2 separate regions of the Homo sapiens genome follow, and region 2 is linked to region 1. Evidence: read pairs that join two places in POLR2A ChIA-PET (ENCODE). Cell type or tissue: MCF 10A. All regions are shown on one strand. Links, peaks and the distances in the headings refer to the core of each region. The heading gives the core; the rest is flanking DNA. Region 1 has its middle 34 kb from the start of MAP1B. Region 2 overlaps MAP1B (microtubule associated protein 1B).

What was found. ChIA-PET counts read pairs that join two places held together with the same protein. Peaks named below come from ENCODE experiments on the same cell type or tissue, not always from the same donor. Only the 100,000 strongest peaks of a DNase experiment are listed, where the experiment ranks them.
Region 2: POLR2A ChIA-PET joins it to region 1 with 5 read pairs; 2 of 35 experiments call an interaction of 5 or more read pairs at or near these places.

The regions. Positions count from the first base shown.
Region 1 is chr5:72,070,829-72,076,095 of GRCh38, reverse strand. No RefSeq gene overlaps it. Among named protein-coding and RNA genes, the nearest start is that of MAP1B, 34 kb to the left of the region's middle. In MCF 10A, for the core only: no CTCF peak of the experiment used is centred there; no DNase peak of the experiment used is centred there.
Region 2 is chr5:72,163,814-72,169,317 of GRCh38, reverse strand. All of the region lies in intron 2 of MAP1B (microtubule associated protein 1B), which reads right to left. Among named protein-coding and RNA genes, the nearest start is that of MIR4803, 2.9 kb to the left of the region's middle. In MCF 10A, for the core only: no CTCF peak of the experiment used is centred there; a DNase peak (open chromatin) is centred at 2,507.

The sequences.
Region 1 (5,267 bases), core at 1-5,000:
GTCAATGTGTACCAAGCACTTTCACATGTATTTGTGAAAGACTTTAGAAGCATATTATGGTTTCTGTTGTTACTTCTCTTAAATATTTATATATGCAGCCACAGTTTAAAGGTGTCTAAAGGGCCTTGTAGTTTATTTTAAAAGAAGTTTTAAATTAATCCAGCAGAAGACCAATATAACAAGATAAACAAATCCTAGTCCACCTCTGGTCCAGCATGCCCCAGGAAGATAGCAGCGGCATAAATAAATAGCTCACACCAGCATTAGTGCTACCCACTTACACCAGCATGACATAGGGATGCTTCAGCATTCCAGCTTTACGCAGCCCTTTCTGCTGAATAGCTCAGCAAGGAGTTGAGATCTGTGGACTCTTTTTAAGGACCAGTGCCTTGCACAAACCCTCTGACCCCAGCTTTCTAGCTTATTGGGGGCTTTGAGTGAAAGGTGTCGAGTCCTGGGGTAGCTAGATAGTTCTATCTCTCCAAGCAGTTGGGGATCAATCATTATTTGCTGACTTTGAAAGGATTTTCATTTCTTTGTGTCACTGTGTCCTAGGGCCTAGGGATGCCTTTGGCACCAGGAGTTCATAATTTCTCTTTTCTTTTTAGGATCATAGGTGCAAAAAATGACAAGCAGAGAAATTTTATCTGTGTGGCTAGACATCTGACAAAATGTATCTCTCTGCATTCGCATTTGTGTAGGAGTTTTTATGAGAAAGTAATATCCTTTAAGACAAAACCCATGGCCTATAATATAGCTATTATTTTTGCATGAATTGGCTTTGGTTAACCAAATTTGGTGAAATACTCTAATTTTAAGAAGAGGTATTCTTAGAAATTTTCTATCAGTTAAAAAAAAAGTATCAGTTACTTCATGTCTTCTTGTGTTTATTTCCACATCCCTTAAAGGGCCACAGATAATTTTAAGCTTGAGCAAAGAACCAGGCCTCCCAACACAATGGAAAGAAAGGAGGCACCGTGTGAAGGGAAGATGGCATACGTGGCACAGACCTCCACCTCTGCTCACCACCACAGAAGGCCACTCCTGCATGGGCAGGTGACGGCAGCGTCAGGAAGGGAAATCAGATTTACTTAGGTTGTTAGTCATTATTAATTGCAATAGTCTTGTGCCTTCATTTAAAAAAAGACGACCAAAAAATAAAAACAAAAACATGAACACTAATTTTGCAAAATATTTAAGTGAAAACTACCGGCATAGGTGTCATTTTGCAAAAGAATTTGGCACTTGGGTACCTTACAGGATGTGTCCCTAGCACAGGGAAACTGTATTCAAGTTTTTAAAAAGGTTTTGCACACAGTGTGATTGGAAGACATTTGTCTACAGTTTTGAATATATGTTATATATATTATATATAGATAGATGATGTTTTTATTATTTATGCAAGCACTGCTTACAAACCCTTATTGCAAATATTTAAAAATAACATGTAGTTTACCTTCTCTAAATTTGTATTGAGTGAGCGAGGCAGAAAAATGTCCCATGTTCCAGTAAGATGAATCTCCTGGCATTAGACAGAGTCTATTTAACCTCTGTACAATGATTGACACACTGGATGTATCCATGATGAGCATTAGTGCTCTGCTAACGACGTCCTCTTGTGCACATGATATTGATCTGCTTGGGTTCCAGTTCACCAACTCCAGCTGCTCCCTGCTATCAGGAAGAAGGTGCTGAATAAGCAAGGGAAGGAAGGGACAGACCAAAGGGACTAATTCTTTCGTTTCACTCGGGAAGGCCTACGTGACCCTCAACAACATCAACAACAAAAAATTGCACTACAAGCCTGCCCCTAACAGTACTGGATAAATGAATATGTGGTCCTGCCTTCGGGGGGCCACTCAAGGGGCCCGCAGTATCAGGACCTGACCCAGGCCCTGCATTTTTCTCTGGTTCTTCCTATGTGTCCTGGGATCCCACACCAAGAGGTGTGGGGTTATTCTTTCATGGCCAGAAACGGGGAATGCTTCAGAGAATGGAAAGTGGGCGTTTTAGAGACCTCGACTGTGTTATTGTTTTAGTTTCCTGAGTGCTGTCTCAGTTTTACCATCTGTAAAATGAATAGCATCCACCTCACTGAGATGCCGTGATGATTAAATGAGATAATACCGGCGAAGTGTTTAGTGCAATGCCCCACATGGGGTTACCACTCGAAAAAGGGTTCATGGCTATTGCTACTGCCCATAGTTCTCTGAGCTGATAATATAGGGGGCTACACCCAGAGCCAACGTGGGCCCCAAAGAATGGAGAAAAGCAGAGCTTTCCCACCCCTTTGCCCCTCCTTTATAGAGGAACTGAGGCAAATCACACATTTCCCACTTCTTTGTAGAGAAATCGAGGCAATCAGCTGATTTTGGCTCAGTTTCTCTACAAATGAGTGGGAAAATGTGGGGGCTCCCTTCCAATAAGATTAGAACTATCCAAGGGCTGGAGTACCTATTGTTTCTTTCAAGGCCCTACATTTGTAATCTACCATGTTAAACTCTTGTTGGTTTTTGTTTCACAAATTCAAAAAGAAAAATGTTTTCAGCTGCTCCTTGAGTAGTTTTGTGTAGGCCAGCATTAGGTGAAAAATGTATCCACACATATACTCAAGCAATTAACTTGCTTGTGAGAATGAAATGAGCAAACCCAGAAATGCCATGCATTTTCCCACATAGAATGAGAGACTGAGCTCTTAATTTAAGATTGCAAGCACTGCAATGTTGTCCAGTTATTGAGACGCCTAGAGACGTGCATTTAAAATTAGAACCAAGGCTTATTGGATGATTACTATCTATATCCTATGTAAATATGAAAATTGTCTTTCTGTCTAAGTGGTTAAATATAGCGAGATCCTGAGATAGAGGAGTTCACATCTTACTGATATGGCAGACCCTATCTCAAGTTTAATGCTGTGATAGGTTAAGAGCACATTTCTTTAAATAGTCACAGCAGATCTAACAACTGGCTTTCTTCAACCTCCTTAAAAAGATACAAAATCCAAAAGCTAGAGCCCGGGAGGCTAAAGGACTGACATAGATGCCTTGTTTCATAACCAGTGGTATGAAGCAGGGCCCTTCTCAGGAGTTCCCCGAGTGCTTCCTGCTGCTGCTCAGGGTGGCACAGACTTTCCCTTCTCTCCATCAGAGGGTAAAGTGGGGATGGCCCTCTTGCACCTACTGTGCCTCTTGATTCTATGCCTTTCCCCTCTTTTTTCTGTTCCTCAGAGCCTTTCCAACCTAGTCCATTCTCTATGGTCCAGGCACATACAGTCAGGTCGAAGCCACAGTTCCACTTTCCTGCAGCAGGAGAGAATTGGTGGGTTATAGCCCTCCACCGTCTGTTAGTTAGGCATTGGATCTGGTGCTTTCCAAATGAGGATACTTTCCATCCATAGGGATGATTGGATGTGTGCTGTTGGGTTGGGTCACCTTCTGACTAGGGCAGGGGTGGGGATGGCCCTATTTCTTCAGTGAATGAAGGCCAGGGTGCCCAGCCTCCTGCAATGCACAAACAGTCCACACAATGAAGGACTGTCCCAATGCCAGTAGCATCCCCATTGCCTCTAGACTCTTCCAGACTCTTTCCAAGTGACTCTTCTTTCTGTCACAGGCTTCCCTTCCCTTATCTAAGACTGACCTCTAAGGCCACTAACTCCTATTTTTAGGAGCTTCGTCCCAGTCCCATTTCTACCACAGACCTAGGGTGAGGTCTCTGTGTGGTAGTGTTAACTCTGTGTGTAATCCCAGCATCTTATTTGGCCAAGATCCAATGGTAACTCCTGACCTCCTGCAGATGAATTTTATCATTTATGGGCACAGAATGAAAATAGTAGTGAAGGTGAACATCTCACTCCAGTATCTGAGTCCCCAGTCCCACTCCCTCCACTTTGCTGGTGCTGTTCCCTCTAAGCTCTGCTCTCTAATTTTGGCCCCAACCCCTCTGCCTGACCAGCTGCTTGCTTCTTCCTTACTTAGCCAATGGCTCCATCTGGTCAGACCTTAGGATGATAAGCCCAGTTCTGGCCTCTTGCCCCCAGTCCTATTAGTGTGGTACCAGTTCTCTACTAGTAGAGACTTCTTCTGCCTGGACTACAACCCATTGTTCTGGATTTGGGTGAGGAATGTTCTCATGCAATTATCTCTGCGTGCAGGATTACAGATGGTTTTTATTCTCTCCTAATTATACTATTCTAATTTTATTTTTTTAGTAATCAGAATGTAATCTTATACCCTCTCTAGTTAGTCTCTTATTTATGTTTTTTTATTATGCAAGGATTCTATGAATATATTTTAAATATATTTCATTTTTTGTTAAAACAATGACGTTAAGGTATTTAGAGTAAAAGGCAATCATTTCACTTCCCTTGGCCCCAATTTAATGTATTCTTTCCAGAATTTATCAGCTTGATGTGTATCACTCTAGAACTTTTCTATGCATTTACCTATAAATACATCATTTGTATGTACGCATACATCAGCTATAAACTCAGCCACACGTAAAGGTTAACAAATGATTACTTCTAGGCAGCCATGTGGTCCACCATCTTGGTTAGTCTCCATTTTGCTCTGCCCATCCTGAGATTCCTGCTCTCTTGGCTCAGGTTCCTTGTCTGCTTTCCCCAGCCTGATGGGGAATATGTTCAAATATTAGACAATAACATATAGGTAGGTAGCTACCATCTTCCTCTGGGTGCCTCAGAATTATACCTGAGAAAATACATAACACAATTTGCATTTTATCACATGCTGACTTTAGGGTGATTTCTCAATCTTGGCAAATTTAGGGGAAGACATTTTTACTACAATCTTTTACAATTTACAAATAATAAAACTATGTGGTCAGTTTATCAGCCCCAAAGTAGGTATTGTCCTATTAGACAAATAGTTGAACATCTGATATGTGGAAAAATATCCGACTGAGAAACGACAAGTAAAAAATAGAATTCAGAGAAGCAATGAGTCATGGCCTAAATGAACAAATACATTAAATGATATATTAAATGGAACAGGATCTCCAAAGGAACGTTGAGGCTGGCTTAAGGTAATCTTCCCCATCTCAGAATTGTAGATCTTAGAGGGTCGCAGGGATACTGGGGATCACAAACACTTTTTTTGTAACTTTATCATTTGCTTGGGTTTTTAATTCCCTTGAAGACATGATCAGCCCTCTTTACACTACTGCACACACACGCCCTTATTTTCGTCCTAAAATAAAGTTTGATTTAGACCAATTTTTTCTCCCTTACATGACTATAAATCTACCTC
Region 2 (5,504 bases), core at 283-5,282, 93 kb before region 1:
ATTAAAAAGAAGACATTGCCTAGCTCTTTTCAAGTGATTAGGGCCAAAAACTGCCCCAAAGTGTCAGGAGTTGTTTGTGTGTTTGGTTTTCTCACACGCGCATTGGATTTTGCCTGTGGTCATTCTGCCACCCCTTAAGATCTCTTAAGGAATTAAAATGAGGCATCGTTAGATTTCATTTTGATTTTATATTCAACGACAAGGTCTTCACAAGGTCACTATTAATGGGGTGCCACAGTATGCCCCCAAACCATATTTTTTGCTGAAGGTTGATTTCTTACCTTAACAACCTATTTTTTATTTGTTTTAAGATGAGTACCGTTGACCTCTGGGATATTATAATTGAAAGAATACATCTGCTTATTTAGGAAAATGTGATGTAGTAAACCAAAGGAATTAAGTTCTGGGCCATATATTTAATTAATGGTTTACTTAACAAACAGAGATTTGTTTCTGAGGCAATTCAACCAAATCTGGCCAATGGGCATTTTCAAGGCATTGATAAATGTACTCTGAACCAACAGACGTAGCTCTCCTGAGAAACAGGTCTGAAACCCATGACAAAGAGCAAGTCAAACAAGGTAGTCAAATAAATTCTGTCCTCTTCTATCTTCTTTTTAAAAGACTGAAATTTTAGTTTAAAATGAGTCCAAGGAGGGAGGGAAATAATCTGGGGACTTTGGGGAAAATTGCCCTTGAGCAAATCCCCAGATTTTAATTTCCATGAGAAGTAACAAGTTCTCTTAAGAAAGGCAGCATGCATAAAATCACTTTCTACATTCCTGTCTTGCATTATTCTCCATTGGGTATTTTTTATGTATTTATATACACTTGGAATATATGCAATGATCCATATGTATGCTAATCAAAGTTCTTAGAATGTATTACTCTTTGCTCTTTCGTAAATAAAATAGTATAAATTGGGAGCATATTTTGTCTCTGTAAAAATGCCAACAGGTAAGCCGGCCCTAGAGAAAAATGGACCAAATCAAGCTCTGCCAGAGCTCTGGAGTTTAACTGAAAGAAAGAACATCTGATTCCTGCCCAGAAAGCAACACTGAACACCTCATTTATTTTGGAGCAGAGGCTGTTGCTGGAGAAGCTGGAAGGTGAGATGGAGCACCCTAAGGTTGCCGAGGGCACCACTGCTCAGTGTAAACTCAGATATCTGGAAAATGCAAGGCTTCAAAGTTAAGGATTGGAAAGGCAGGAGGTGAGCAAGCCTGAGGCCCTCCTCAGCTCAGGGCCTTGGCCAAGCGACAGGAGCTGGACAGGGGCAAGAGCCAAGTGGAGGAGCAGTGCTTTCCGTGCGTCAGCTATCCCTCCAGAGGAGAGTCTAACCACATTCCCGACTCCAGTTCTCTTTATTCTCATAATTCTTAAATGACAGAAGATGATGCCTTAATGTGTTATCTACATCGTTCTGAAAAATACTTGCATTTCCTTCCGTCACATCTAATCAAATTCATTATAAAAGTTCCTGTTTCGTAACTACAAAACTGCTCTAAAGAATGTTACTTTTTTATTTAAAAAAAATGAAGGGTTACTGGGGGAAAGAAAGTCTACTTATCAATACTTCTTTTGACTCCAATGACAAAGTAAAATATATTTCTCATTTCTGGTCCATTCTCTTTCAATATAAAATGTCTGTGCACTCTTGCTTCATTAGACAAAGCATTCCTTTAATATCTTGGTCTGTTTTTATTTGATTTAAAGAATGACAGTTGCAAAAGGATATCTAACGGAACACTAGAGGTACACAGCTTGGCACATACAAAATATTCTGAATGAGTTTTCTTACAGATGGATGATTCTTTTAAGTGGGCTCAGTTGTGTGCTTTCCCCAGTTTGCATCTGAGTCTTGTGGTCAACTGAGAAGTGTCTTGTTCAGAACAGTAGTAGAGAGAGAACCAGCTCATACTGTCTTATTAATATTTTCTGGAAGCTCTGATAATTACTTTGGAGTTTCAACTTAACTTGCTAACTTTCTAGTCCTTGGGGGTAAAATTTTTGCTTCTTGTTTTAAAAAAAATCCAATTAACAAATTGCAACCTATGAGATAGATGCAGTGAAAATCAACCCAAATAGGAAATTCTGCTCAATTATTTTCCATATGACTTGCATGGACCAGGGAGGTGCTGATTTAGCAGAACGCTAAACCATGATGTAAATTTGGATCCCCTGTTTCCCTTTGTTCCTCCTCTCTCTTTTGTAATGTCTGCATTTTGGCATTTCTGCATTGCCTCTTTGGTTTCAGAGCTTTCTCACCGAGCCATTTCCCGTGGAAAAAAAAAAAAAAAAGAAGGAATATAGCAATTAGCATACATTATGTGGCTGTACCAAAAGCTATACTCACAAACATGTCTGCATGACAGACAAGTGGGCTGTGTTTCATCTTGTTTCCTGGACTGCCCCGTCCTGCCCACAGTCTGCCATTTGCCAACGGGAAGAAGCCAGCCCTTCCCTTCCTCCACCATCAGCTTTCCCAGCACTGCGCGCCAGTCAGCTTGCGAGCTCAAAGTACTACTTAATGAGTTTTTAATTCAGTTTTGACTCTGGAACCCAGCCAGCTACTGCTGCCTGGGGCTTGCATTTCCCTTTACACATCCTCGGCGAATAGTCATAAAGACAAGACGCTTCACTGTTGGATTTCTACAGGGAGGATTAGCTCGGCCTCGGGCCTCACATTATCACCAGGTCTTGCTGGCTGCAGACAAAAAAAGGGCTAAAGGGAGTTATCTCACAGAGCCAGGGGGAGAATCAGGAAGACACCTCTGAGTGCTGGGAAGCTGCTGTCTCGACCTCTCTAGGGAGTGAACACTGCTGTTATCAGTGGGCCACAGTTCAGTGAGAACTAGACTACACGGAATATTTTGGAGGCCAAATTTACATGCATTTTTACAAACAGATGCCCATCGTGTACCGGGATCCTGGAATACTCCTCTCCACCAAGGTTCCAGTGGCCACTTCTTTCTCTCCCCAGAGGCTGGAAAGGGGTCTGCACACTGCCCTTACCTCCCTGGATTCTGTTGACGATCATGAAATCAGTGCTGCTTAGGGAGGCTCTGTACAAGCCACAGAAGCTATTACTCTAGGAGAAAATGTTGAGAAAACTCTCTGAGGCTTAAAGTGCTGGGATATACCTTGTACATGATGTAGTTTCTCCTACATTTGCCAAACCACAGCTAGCATATTACAGGGTAAAATTTCAGGGCCTGGGACTTGCAGCCAGAAGACCTGGGTTTAAGTCCTCTTGCCACTAGTGTCATTTGGAGCAAGTAACACTGAGCCCTGTCTATTAAATGGGGATAATAATAATGCCTACCCTAAGAGTTGTTGTGAGGGTAGAACATGATGGGATCTCAGAGCTACTGAAATGTTTGCTATCACTAGGATTTCTCCCTTCTAGTCTATCTGGTTCTACAGTTAGGCTTTGTAGCTTGCTCTGTCACAGCACATAGCATGCTCTATCACGGTGTCTCCCAACATGCAGTACATGTTCTACTGGCAGTATGCAAGATTGGGGTGATACACTTATGAGCTTTTTCACATTTTAATAGTAATGCATATTTTATATGTAATGAATATGTTTATGGTTATATGGCACTGCTTTTTCATCTAGGGTAGTGATATAGTCCTGTTCAATAAATGGCTAAGTGAACTAATGATCATTACATCCCATCCTCTTATTTAGTGGATGGGAAAACTGAGCCCAAGAGGTCATGTGACTTGCCCAAGGTCCTGTTCCTGGTTTTTGGCCAGGAACAGGACTGTTGGTTGTTCTTGGTTCTTCCTCCTGGCCACAGACTCCTTCGGACCATTGAATCCCCTAAGTAACATCTCTATTCTATTAGCGTTTTAACCAACTGATGTACAACATTTTAAATTCCGATTTATTTTAGATTCTGGGTCTGTGGACTTGACGTATATTCTATGACTTAAGTATCTATTCATTCATTCATTGATTTGACAAATATATATTAGGAACTTCCTATATGCCAGGTCCTGGAGATAGTGGTCAGCAAGACTTCCATTCTAGTAGGGGCAGAGGAGCAAAAATAAACAAATAATTAAGACAATTATCAGACAATGATTGGCAAAGAATTAAAATATGGACATGTGAAAAAAAGCAAATTGGGTGACTATATTTTGACCAGGGGACCAAGAAAGATTAAGGTCAAGGAATCCACTACAAATTAGCTGACAAAATTACCTTTTATTTGTAAAGTGTAGGCTTCAGTGGGTCCTGTACTTTGGTTTTAGCCTTTCAAAGTTCTCATGGTATTAAAATAGCAACAGTAGGGCACTGTATCATACAAGACATATATGTCCAATTGCTAACAGGTAAACCCAGTTGAAAAGAGGGAAAAAAACAAGGAAGAAAGGAAAGAGACTCTTCCAAGAAAAATACTCATTCATGGGTAAATATCACCTATGAATAGAGATAAAACCCCCTAACAAATAAATATTAAAATTGTTTGAACAAAATACCCTTGCAAGTAAAAACACGCAGGGAAAGCAATGTTCACCCAGCGGACTGAGAGCTCTTCTGTTTAAGACCACAAGCCTTACCCTGTCCCTGAGGATATGCAGAGGAGCTGGAACTGAGGTCCCACCCACCTCAGAATGGATGTCTTAGTTAATTACTGAAGGCAACTGCGCTGGTTCCCTGGTTACCCTGCACATGATTTCCATGATCCTTTGCCACTGTCATATCAGGCATGAGCTCTACAACTCAGACAAGAAAGCTGGCACCAGCAAAGAGATGAGTTGGCAACATTACCAGGGAAACAGTTCCCATCCAGCCCATCATCAGCCCCTTTTTAAACTGTAAGAAGAGACCCAGAGAATAGCCAAATTAGTGTCATTCAATGAAGGAACCACTGCTCTTCAACTCAAGATGCCCCCAAAATTCTGATGCTAAAAATAAATTTCATACCACAGATGATGTCACCCTTGTCACAGTCCTGGCCTAGATTATCAACACCCTCACCTGAACTATGAAACAATGCCTCCTACCTTGTGAAAACCCTGGGAACCAGGTCTCTGGGATGAAATGATGCAGTCCAATTAGAAGTCTTATAGCAGGCTGGGCGTGGCAGCTCATGCCTGTAATCCCAGCAGTTTGAGAGGCCAAGACAGGAGGATCACTTGAACCCAGGAGCTCAAGACCAGCCTGGGCAACATAACAAGACTCTGCCTCTACAAAAAATTAGCCAGGTGTGGTGGTACATGTCCCAAGTACTTGTCCTAGCTACTTGGGATGTTGAGGTGGGAGGATCACTTGAGCCTGGAGGTCAAGGCTGCAGTTAGCCCTGATTGTGCCACTGTACTCCAGTCTGGGTGACAGAGCAAGACCCTGTCTCAAAAAAAAAAAAAAAAAAAAAGAAAAAAAAAAAAAGAGAGAGAGAGAAAGAAAGAAAAGAAAAAAGAAAAAAGTCATATAGCCTGTAACACAGGGTTACAGAAATATGAATTTATATGGATCTATTCCAAACCTCTGT